Regions from separate parts of the Homo sapiens genome. Here region 1 is linked to region 2. Evidence: chromatin loops called from intact Hi-C (ENCODE). Cell type or tissue: PC-3. All regions are shown on one strand. Links, peaks and the distances in the headings refer to the core of each region. The heading gives the core; the rest is flanking DNA. Region 1 overlaps LOC105371606 (a long non-coding RNA gene). Region 2 has its middle 24 kb from the start of DPT.

Region 1 (5,386 bases), core at 124-5,123, 90 kb after region 2:
ATTCAAATATTTATATCTTCACCAGTTTTTATTAGCTTCATCTACCAGTTTTTGATGGGAGGTAAAAAAAATCTCCCATTTCGATTTTGTATTTGTCAGTTTCTGTTTGTAGTATGTAATGATTATTATATTTTCCTGATGTACCTTTTTTTGTTGTTGTTGTTTGTTTGTTTTTGATTTTGTTTTTCTCATCTTTTTTGAGACAGAGTTTCACTCTTGTCACCCAGGCTGGAGTGCAGTGGCGTGATCTCAGCTCACTGCAATATCTGCCTCCTGGGTTCAAGCAATTCTCCGGTCTCAGTCTCCTGAGTATCTGGGATTACAGGGGCCCACGACCACACCCAGCTCATTTTTTGTATTTTTAGTAGAGATGGGGTTTTGCTATGTTGGGCAGGCTGGTCTCGAACTCCTGACCTCAGGTGATCCGCCCACCCCGGCCTCCCAAAGTGCTGGGGTTATAGGCATGAGCCACCATGCCCGGCCCTGAACTGTTGTTTTAATCATTAAGAAATAACGCTTTTTACAGCTATTGTGCCTTAAAAACTAGATTTGTCTGATATTAATATTGCAATAACAGCTTTCTTTTTTCCTACTATATCTTTTTAAAACTTTTTTGCTTTAAAATATTCTCTGCTCTTACTTTTTAGGTATTTAAATAACAGATCCATTTTCTTTCTTTCCTTTTCTTCATCCACTCTTTTGAATATATGTGTTTTATTTCTATTCTTTAACATGGACACCTAACAAAGTCCAATTCTAATAAAGATCTCTTATTGACCAATAGAGGAAACTTGGTATGCTTTAAATCCAATCCCCTTCCATTTTCATGTTATTTTACATTAGTTTCACCTTGTTTTCAAGCTTCTCAAAACAGCCTTTTTGTTGTTTATACAATCAGCGTTACTTTTAGTTGTTTTTTCAGTGAATATATGTTATTTATAAACTCAACCTTCCTTTATAGAAAAATCATTTTATTTCACCATACCTTTCAGTGACACTTAAGTGAACATTTTGCAAATATTCCATTTCATTCTGGCTTCTATTGTTGCTAAAGTATGCTATTAGTCTTAGTAGTTATTTTTGTGGGTAATCTGTCTTTTTTTCTTGGAACCTGCACAATTTATTTTTTCTGATCTTTGTTGTCCTGCAATTTCACTATGAAATTAATTCTCATTGGGATTACTTGCATAATTTTAATATGAGGACTTATATCTTTCTGGAGTTCTGAAAAATTCCAAGCCAGTATCTTTTGGAATATTGTGTCTTCTCATTTTTTCTAACAGATGTATATTAGATCTTCTTATTCTAACTTTCATATCTTTTAATCTCTTTATAGAACACCCCATTTCGATCACTCCTGCATTATAGGTGTTTTATTCAGCTCTACCTTCTACTAATTAAGCTGTCTTCAGCTGCATGTACTTTAGTTTAACTCATAATTTGCTATCTTAATTGAACTACATATTTGTTCATTTCTAGAGATGCCATTTTCCTGCTTTTTCTTTTCTTATACTATTTTCTTCTTGTCTTCTAATTTCTATGCCTTTTATAATGTTCTAACATGAATATTTTAAATACATTCATTTTCTCATTTTTTTTTTTTTTACTGAAGTGGTCATTTTCTTTTTCACATTGTTGTTAGTTTTCCTCAGAATTTTCTTGTGTTGCCTCTTGTAACTTTTAAAAGTTCATCTTTACTGCAGATGGGTTTCACTGGGAATTCTGTTGTGCTGATTGACGGAAGTGCACTTACACAGTATTTTCATATTTGCCTCTGCCAGGGCCTCAGGGTTTCACCAAAGCTAGACCAGTTTTATGCTGCTTTCTAAATCTGGGGTTCCTACACCTCATGGGTGGGGTATATTTAGACTCTACACCCATTCCTTATGTAATTTCAAGATTCTGAATTCTTATGGGTGTTACAGATAGCTAGCTCCTTGGGTCATTAATATGTGGAGGTTTTTTTTAATCATTTTTCTACGGATGGAATCTGCTTTCAAGAATTGTAGCAATATGTAAAAGACTCCATTATAGTTGCTTATCTCAAATGGCTTTAGATCTCATAGCCCATCCTCTGTGGGCATGAAAAACCCAATATTCGTACATTAAAAAGTATATCAAGGACCTGTTGTCCCATGAGCCACTGTGGCTTTAGGCTATCACCATTTTTGACTTTGAGAATGTCTTTATTTCTACTACCTAAGGAGTTCCTTTTTTGTTGAGCTTAGTAGCATATGTAACTTTTGTTGGCATAGTTTATCCAAATTTTCTATGTTTGGAGCATGAGGAAGTTCCTTTGATTGGATTTCCATTTTCAGGGTATAATCCATTTTCAAGATGTATCAACTTTGCAATAGGGACTAGAAAATGCTTTGGAAAGCCATTGCATTTATGATACTATTTGCATTTCTGATATCCAGAACCAGATGTTGATTTTAAAGCACATGACTAGACTTGTCAGATTTAGCAAGTAGAAATACAGGACACTCAGTCATATTAGGGTTTCAGATAACCAGTGAATAAGCATGGCCCACGCAGTATTTGGCACATCCTTATACTAAAACATCATTCATTGTTTATCTGAAATTCAAATTTAACTAAGCATCCTGCATTTTATCTGGCAACCCTACATGTATCCACCTCTTCCAATTTGAACAATAATGGCCATTTGTGAAGAATCTCCCACATGTGTTCCATTTTTACAAGTGTCCTATTTTAAACAAGAAAGCTAAGCTCAGCTATATATTTATATAGAATCTCTGTTCAAGGCACAGGCATATTTTTAATCAAATGGCTCGATCTGGCAATTGAAGTCCAAACATTATTTTTGTTTGATCTGCCCTTCTTTTGGATTTAATCAGCCATGTTTAAACAGACATTGGTAGAGTATAAGATTTTCAGACATTTGTTTAAGTCAGCTGATTTTAAAAGCAAGTGATTGAGCTCTCAGCACGTGTTAAGTTGGCAAGTTAGTCTTCCAGAGAAAGACATTTTCTTGTCTGTATTTTTCTGTTTGCTCTGTTGCCTGTAATGGTTACCTTAAATCACAGCTATGTTACTCACTGGGTGGAGAGCCCTGGACAAACATTTTCTCTCTCAACGGTTTGCTTCCCATCAGAAACCTATGGGTAATCATTTCCACCCACTTCAGGAACTGTTGTACTGTGAAGGAGTATAGGGAAGTAGAACAACATTGTGCATACAATAGATTGTTCTACACAACCACAATTGAAACAGCAAAAGTTTCCAAAACACAACAAGCAGAACTGGGACATGTGCCACTAGACAAGGTGAATAGAATCTGTGCCCTCTTGAAGGGTCCTGAAGTGGTCGTCTTTAGTCTGGAAATGGGATTTCTTTGTCAGGCTGTTCATTAACGTCTCCACCAAACAAATGCCTCCCCCATTTATCCCCCATCCCAGGCCTTCTCCCCTAAGGAGAACTCTTCATTTCCTGCCTTCTCTTGTGCCTTTACCTTGTCACTGGCAAGCGCTTCTTCCTTTAAGCCCAAAGACAGAGGGATGCTGTTGTATTCACATAAACAAGGAAAACAGGGGCTTCCCTAGAGACTTTTCCATTTGTAGTGCATGTGTCATCGAGGTCCCTGGGGAATTGTTACCCATTACCAGGAACAAGTTAAATCTCTAGAAAGTGAGAGCAAAGTAAGAGGAAACCATGTACTACTTGCTTTTCTTTCCTCGATTCTCTTACTCTCAGGAACCAGAAAATATCAATACAAAACTTAATTATAAAATTGAATACAGCTCAGTTGAGAAACCGTGGTCCCAAGAGAAAAGCAGCAGAGCTGTAGAAGGGAGAAAAAAGAAAGAAGGAAAAAAGGCTTCTCTATGAAATTCCCTATTTTAGAAACTTGAATTCATTTGCATGAGAATTACCTTGCCTTATGTAGCAGATTTATCTTGAAAAGTTGTGAATAATGAAATGCTTAGAAAACTGACTTGTATTTCACTGACAACCATTGAAATTGAAGCACTGCAGGTTCATCGTTTCTGTCTTCATTTGCAGTAGTTCCTGACACTTTGCATTTGTGCACCATAGTATTTAAAGTGAATCTCAATAAAATCAAGATTCCTTTTATAGTGAGATTACTCATCACTTCTGCCTTCCAACCTCCCAACATTTTCCACCCCCAGAGATAGTTGTGCAAAGTGAGATGAGGGAACCTGGGACAAATTACTTAGGAACTGTGTGCCTCCAAGTCCCCCATGCATAGGAGAATAATAGTGCCTACCTGTAGATTAGGTCCTCCTGCATATCTTCCCACAGCATGCCATAATTCCCTTTTCATCATATCCATCACTTTTGCGATGAGCACATTAGCATCTAAATTCGCTATGATCTATAAACTTGAGAAAAGGGGCTGTGTCTCTCTCTTTCATCACTGTTTCTCTTACAACTACCACAATGACTGCCAAGTAGTACTTAGTAATTAAGTGTACCTATTATTTGTATTATTGTCTAGCCCAGAGATGATAAATATAATTGATTCTCATTATTCATGTTGTTGTGTTCTGCAAAGTTACTGCAGGCAATGAATTAGCAAATACTGACCCATTGATCCTAGAAGAAATACAAGGTTAAGTTCCTGTGAGCATCTGGTCATAACATTTTTGTCAACCAGTGAATACATAAGCTTGTTTTATGTGTGTTTCTCTTTAAAAGACACCTTATTTAATGTGTAGTATTGATTCATTAACACTGAACTTAGGGCCACTCCTTATTTCTCAAATAATGTCCTTCACCCTTCTACTACAGGCCTCAGTATAAATTTGGGCTTTTGCATGAAATGTTTCCTTCTCCCTTACTAATCTTCCCATCATTTATTTATTAAACTCCTCTGTTTCCTTCAAGGCCCATACAACTCTCATATTTTCTTAGATGACTCCCCAGATTCACAGAGACAGAAATAATTCTTTCTCTCATAAAATATGGTTTTTAGCAGTCATCACAGAGTAGTATCAAATTTATTTGGATGTGTAATTCATTCCAGTCAGCTTATAAAATCTTGAAGACAGAAACGAGGTATTTTTCACCTCTGAATATGCAATAGCTTCAGCATGGGTCTTTACATATATGTGATCCACAGTTGCTTTTAAAAAGTGAATTCAATTGATTTTCTCTTAGTCACTTCAGGGCAGAAAGTAGGCAATGTAAAGCAGAGATCTTCAAAATTGCACCCCACTTGACTATTCAACCAGCTTATCGCCTCTCAACAGAGCCAAGAATTCCAGGAAGCCTGGCCCTCTGACTTTGCCCCACCTCTGCCTAGAGGTCTCCCCACTCTCAGGACAGGAATAGAATTGTTGATATGTTCTGTAAACCAAGACCTGCCCTTGTAATATATAAAATCAAATATGAAGCCCTT
Region 2 (5,386 bases), core at 69-5,068:
TTTGAGGATTATCTATTCATGTCCTTAGGGGACATGGATTAGTATTTTTTTCTTGCTGATTTGTTTGAGTTCTTTTTAGATTCTGGATATTAGTCCTCTGTCAGATGCATAGATTGCAAAATTTTTCTCCCATTCTGTGGGTTGTCTGTGTACTCTCCTGATTATTTCTTTTGCTGCACAGAAGCTTTTTCTTTAATTTCCTTAATTAGGTCCCATTTATTTATTTTTGTTTTTGTTGCATTTGCTTTTGGGTTCTTAGTCATGAAGTTTTTGCCTAAGTCACTGTCTAGAAGGTTTTTCCACTGTTATCTTCTAGAATTTTTATGGTTTCAGGTCTTAGATGTAAGTCTTTGATCCACCTTGAGTTGATATTTTTATAAGATGAGACATGAGACTCCAGTTTCATTCCTCTACATATGGCTTGCCAATTATCCCAGCACCAGTTGTTGAATAGGGTGTCCTTTCCCCACTTTACGTTTTTGTTTGCTTTGTCAAATACTAGTTGGGTGTAAGTATTTGGCTTTATTGCTGGTTCTCTATTTTGTTCCATTATTCTGTGTGCCTGTTTTTATACCAGTACCATGCTGTTTTGGTGACTATAGTCTTTGCTAGTATAGTTTGAAGTTGGGTAATGTGATGCCTCTAGATTTGCTCTTTTTGGTTAGTGTTGCTTCAGCTATGAAGGTACTTTTTTGGTTCTATATGAATTTTAGGATTGTTTTTTCAAGTTCTGTGAAGAATGATGGTATTTTGGTATTTTGATGGGAAATGCATTGAATTTTTAATTTGCTTTCTGGTCCTGGGCTTAAGAAAGAAAGGAAGTGAAGGTATAGTAATAATTAAAGACAGGAAGTTCTTGATCAGGGTTGTGAAAGCTCCTTTCCCTGTAATGGATTAGAGAGGTCCTAAAGATCCTAGCCAGACTACAGATCAAATCCCTGCTCTTCAATATTCTTTGATGTCTCAAGCAAGTACAGTTAAACTCTGAGTCTCCACAATTGTAAAAATTGAGATAATAATATCCAGTTCTCAAGATTATTATAAGGATTAAATGATAATCATGTCTGTGAAGTACTCAGGCACTGCTTGGCACATAGTAACCTCTTGGTAGTTGAGAATCATTCCAAGGCTATTTTTCTAGCCTGCCACAATCCTGCCACCAGACTCCACATTCCCTCCTCATTCAGTAAACATAGAAGTGCAGCCTGGAATGCTTTCCATCTTCTGTCTGTTTAAAAAATCTACTCAAATGAGTAGGTGTGTGGTGGAGTGGCGAGGGGAGAGACTGCGGAGTCAGCAAGAAATCCTTTGGCAGTTAAAGTTATTTGAACTCAAAGCCTGTGTTCGCCCAACTGTAAAGTAGGGATAATAACATTGTCTGCCTCACAGGATTCTTGTATAACATAAGAAAATGCATGTGAAAGACTGAGCACAATGCTTGGTAGCAAGCAGTCAATAAAGGATGCCTATTAACTCTGCTAGGCAATAAGAGCTCAACTCAGTAGCATCCTCCTGTCTGAAGGTTTTTCTGTAATTGCTCCCTGTGCTGCCATAACACACTGTCTGTAGTGCATTTCTTTTCAACATGAAATTGTCATATTGCCATGTGTAAAAATTAGTAGCATATATAAAACATCTATACAAGCTCATGTGCTCCTTAAGGACAAAGACTGTTTCAGTGATGAGGTCCTCACAATCAGTGGGGGTTACATAGTAAAGGCTCAGAAGACATTGTTGAACTGAACTGAAATGACAAATTAAAACAGAAAGCTTTTCTACTAAGATGATAACTAGGAAGACAGTTATCATGTCCCCTAAACAACAGTAAAACTAGCAAGAAGTAAACCATGTTTAACAGTCACTCTAACATGGATGGTCAGGAAATTGATTGCAAGTGAGAAAAAGAGATGGAAATAATTGAGAAAAATATTTATGTGTCAGAAAGAAAAGTGTGAATCAATTACTAGAGTTATGAATATTAAGCAAGTTGCTTGAGAAGCATTGATGTACGGATGAATTGGGCAATTTTTCCCAAGTTTTCCACAAAAAGGAATCAAGATCACTCAGCTGCTGACAGATGATTTTTACCTTTCAGATTCAACATTATTTACTGTCACCCAGCTAAAGACAAAGGAGTTTACACGTTGTGTATGTAAATATTAACTGGGTGATGACTCACATTTTTATGGGAGCTCTATAATTCATAGTTATACGTGCAGACAAGCATCCCACTGAGAGACTGGGTGTGGGGAGAAGGGCATGGAAATTAAACCACTGCAAGTTTCCACGCACACCACTTCCTCCTTATCTGTGAAATTTTATCTTCTCTGTTATTGTCCAAGACGCTGTTGTGCAAACCCCTCACATCTGAAAGTCCTGGGAAGAGAACTGTGGTATGAGTTTTCAGGAATCGGGGCTAGATATGGGAGTACTTTTCCATGAAACAAAAGCGGATAACACCCCCCGCCCTCAACTCCAGGGCTTAATCAAAGGAGACCAAACCCTTGCTATAGGCATCAAGTTTGTATGCAGGATGAAGTATGGCAGACAACGAGGGAGGGAGTGTTTATTCAAACACATATGCAGCCCCTGTCCTAAATCAGTGCCAAATTGGGTGATGGCAAACCTAAGAAATACAGTGTCTCACTGATACAATCCCAGCTCCTCCTCAATGTTAAAGGGTAATTTATAAGTTAAAGTGAAAAGATTTTTTTTTCCAAGAGTCTTGCTCTCACACAGGCTGGAGTGCAGTGACGCTATCTCGGCTCACTGCAAACTCTGCCTCTCGGGTTCAAGCAATTCTCTGCCTCAATCTCCCGAGTAGCTGGGATTATAGGTGCCCACCACCACACCTGGCTAATTTTTGTGTTTTTAGTAGAGATGGGGTTTCACCATCTTGACCAGGCTGGTCTTGAACCCCTGACTTCATGATCCACCTGCCTTGGTCTCCCAAAGTGCTGGGATTACAGGCGTGAACTACCATGCCGAGCCAAGAATATTTTCAAAAACTAAATTTAGTATCTATTGTTTGCCTGAAAGGTCCAGGGGATATTGGTGTTGGTGGGAATGGTTCTAATTCTTATGTTCCTGGAAGTCCACAGATTTCTGTTCATGCCCAGGATCTGCTGCGCTCATGGAGGATGTCAGGCAAGTTGCTTAGCCATATAAGTTTGGGAGCAGGTGGGCAGTTTCCCAATTGGTACAATGAGATGACTGGTTAGCTCATCTCCAAGACAATTGGGCTTAACATTTTGGAGATCATAGATAACTTGGAGAATCTGATGAAAACTGTGAACCTTCTTTCCAGAAGAAAGTACATACATTTGACTTTCAACATTTCTTTTCAGAAACTTTATGGACACCTTGAATTTATCCACGGACTGCAGGTCCGTGTTCTAAAGGATTGTTGCATAGTGTTTTGGATAGTTTGAATACTAAGAATGAATACCAAGAGGATGTAAAACACAAGGGCACTGCTTTTCCTTCAAATATAACAATTTAAAATTCAATATTCCAGAGATATCAAGTTAAAAATGAAAGATCTGATATCTTCCGACTTTTAATCCATATAGTGCTATAAAGTTTTTTTTTTTTTTTTTTTTGAGACGGAGTCTCGCTCTGTCGCCCAGGCCGGACTGCGGACTGCAGTGGCGCAATCTCGGCTCACTGCAAGCTCCGCTTCCCGGGTTCACGCCATTCTCCTGCCTCAGCCTCCCGAGTAGCTGGGACTACAGGTGCCCGCCACCGCGCCCGGCTAATTTTTTGTATTTTTAGTAGACACGGGGTTTCACCTTGTTAGCCAGGATGGTCTCTATCTCCTGACCTCATGATCCACCCGCCTCGGCCTCCCAAAGTGCTGGGGTTACAGGCGTGAGCCACCGCGCCCGGCCTAGTGCTACAAAGTTTTAATCGAATGACTAAATTATAAGCCTTGGGTTCCTTTTGTATATTTTTAAATAAAACTGAATTTTCCTAATGAATTAAACTTTCTACTTGCACTATGATTTCAAAGATATTTCCCCAGGAAAAAATATTTGGCTCCAACTGTGAATATACACAAAATTATCACATTTTGGTAAGAACTAATATCTACTAATGAAACCTCATTGGCTTAATTTGGCTTAAGAAACACCCCCTCCACCACCTCCATGTGACCACTGTTTCAGAATGTTAGAAAAACAAACTAAAGTATTGATGACTTAACAGAAGCACTGTGTTGATACAGTCATAGATTCCCTTTTAAAAATCTGCTTAATGAACTGGAGCATTTTAAAAATTGCTCCAACAGGTCAAACAGGAGACATGTCAGGTGGGAAGTGAAAGGCGGCAAACATAGGCAATTTCGACATACGCAGATAATGGCAAGATCATGTCACAATCATAACATGGCTAAAATCTCCATTTGGACTGAAAAGTATTGGGTATCTTAGTGCTCTCCAAATTGCCTACTTCTTTTTTAACTTAAAAATTTACTTAGACTGTCTTATTTATTTATGTAGTTCCCAAGTCCAGTTCAGTATCTGGCACGCTGTTCTCACTGCACGATCTTTTACTTCTTCCCATTTTTTTGGAAAATGTCAGAGTAGGAGGAAGCAGAAAGATCTGTATGCCTCTCATCTTCCTGTTGTAGAGACTGAAATCCTATTAGATTCAGTTCCTTGAGCCAAGGTGTTGAGTCCCCAGCTACCTCCCTTTCTGGTGTAAATATTTCTGGAATGTGTAACACTTGAATGAGATGGTAACTCATGAATGTAATATAAAATATGGTCTCCCAGTTCAATTTCACACATATACCTGAATCTGGGACATTGAGGAAACCAAAGACATGATGGGCAAGGAAAGATAGGATTTGATTGCATCGAGAAGAGGGGAGAGCCTAGAAAACAACTAAGGACATGAGCTGAGATGGGATGTGGTGGGAGGTGGCAGGAGGCTGGAGGCACCTGGGGCAGGAGAATGCTAGAAGAGCAAGCAGAAAATACAAAGGCTAAATTGGCCTTCTTCAGTTTTACTCCGAATAATTCCAATCCAGTTGACAAGAAATTATATGTACCACACTACTCTGAATGTGTCAGTTATTTTATTTTGAAAACTTTTGCACATGGTAGGCAGTAAAAATATTTGTGGAATGAATGAAATTATCACCAACACCCCTATGCCATATGATAACTAAGTTAAGAATCCTTCTCATTAAAATGCAGTTCTAAAGCTGAGGCCCCCTTAGAGCAGACTGACTTTTATCAGAAACAGTATGGCCATCTGTCCTGAATAAATGCCTTTAAGGTCATTTTTCAAAATTCTTCATCCCATATTTCTTCTATGTCATGGAATCTGTGCATTTCATTCTACTATATTTCCTTTGCTTTTCCTTGTGGCCAGGTTGATC

The links. A loop is a pair of places that touch in the nucleus more often than their neighbours do. Peaks named below come from ENCODE experiments on the same cell type or tissue, not always from the same donor. Only the 100,000 strongest peaks of a DNase experiment are listed, where the experiment ranks them.
Region 1: a loop joins it to region 2, with 2.6 times the contacts of the local background. A loop is called at or near these places in 2 of 110 quality-filtered maps.

The regions. Positions count from the first base shown.
Region 1 is chr1:168,840,019-168,845,404 of GRCh38, forward strand. All of the region lies in intron 1 of LOC105371606 (a long non-coding RNA gene), which reads left to right. Among named protein-coding and RNA genes, the nearest start is that of LINC00626, 56 kb to the left of the region's middle. In PC-3, for the core only: no CTCF peak of the experiment used is centred there; no DNase peak of the experiment used is centred there.
Region 2 is chr1:168,750,095-168,755,480 of GRCh38, forward strand. No RefSeq gene overlaps it. Among named protein-coding and RNA genes, the nearest start is that of DPT, 24 kb to the left of the region's middle. In PC-3, for the core only: no CTCF peak of the experiment used is centred there; a DNase peak (open chromatin) is centred at 2,197; H3K4me3 peaks cover 1,073 bases; H3K27ac peaks cover 1,751 bases.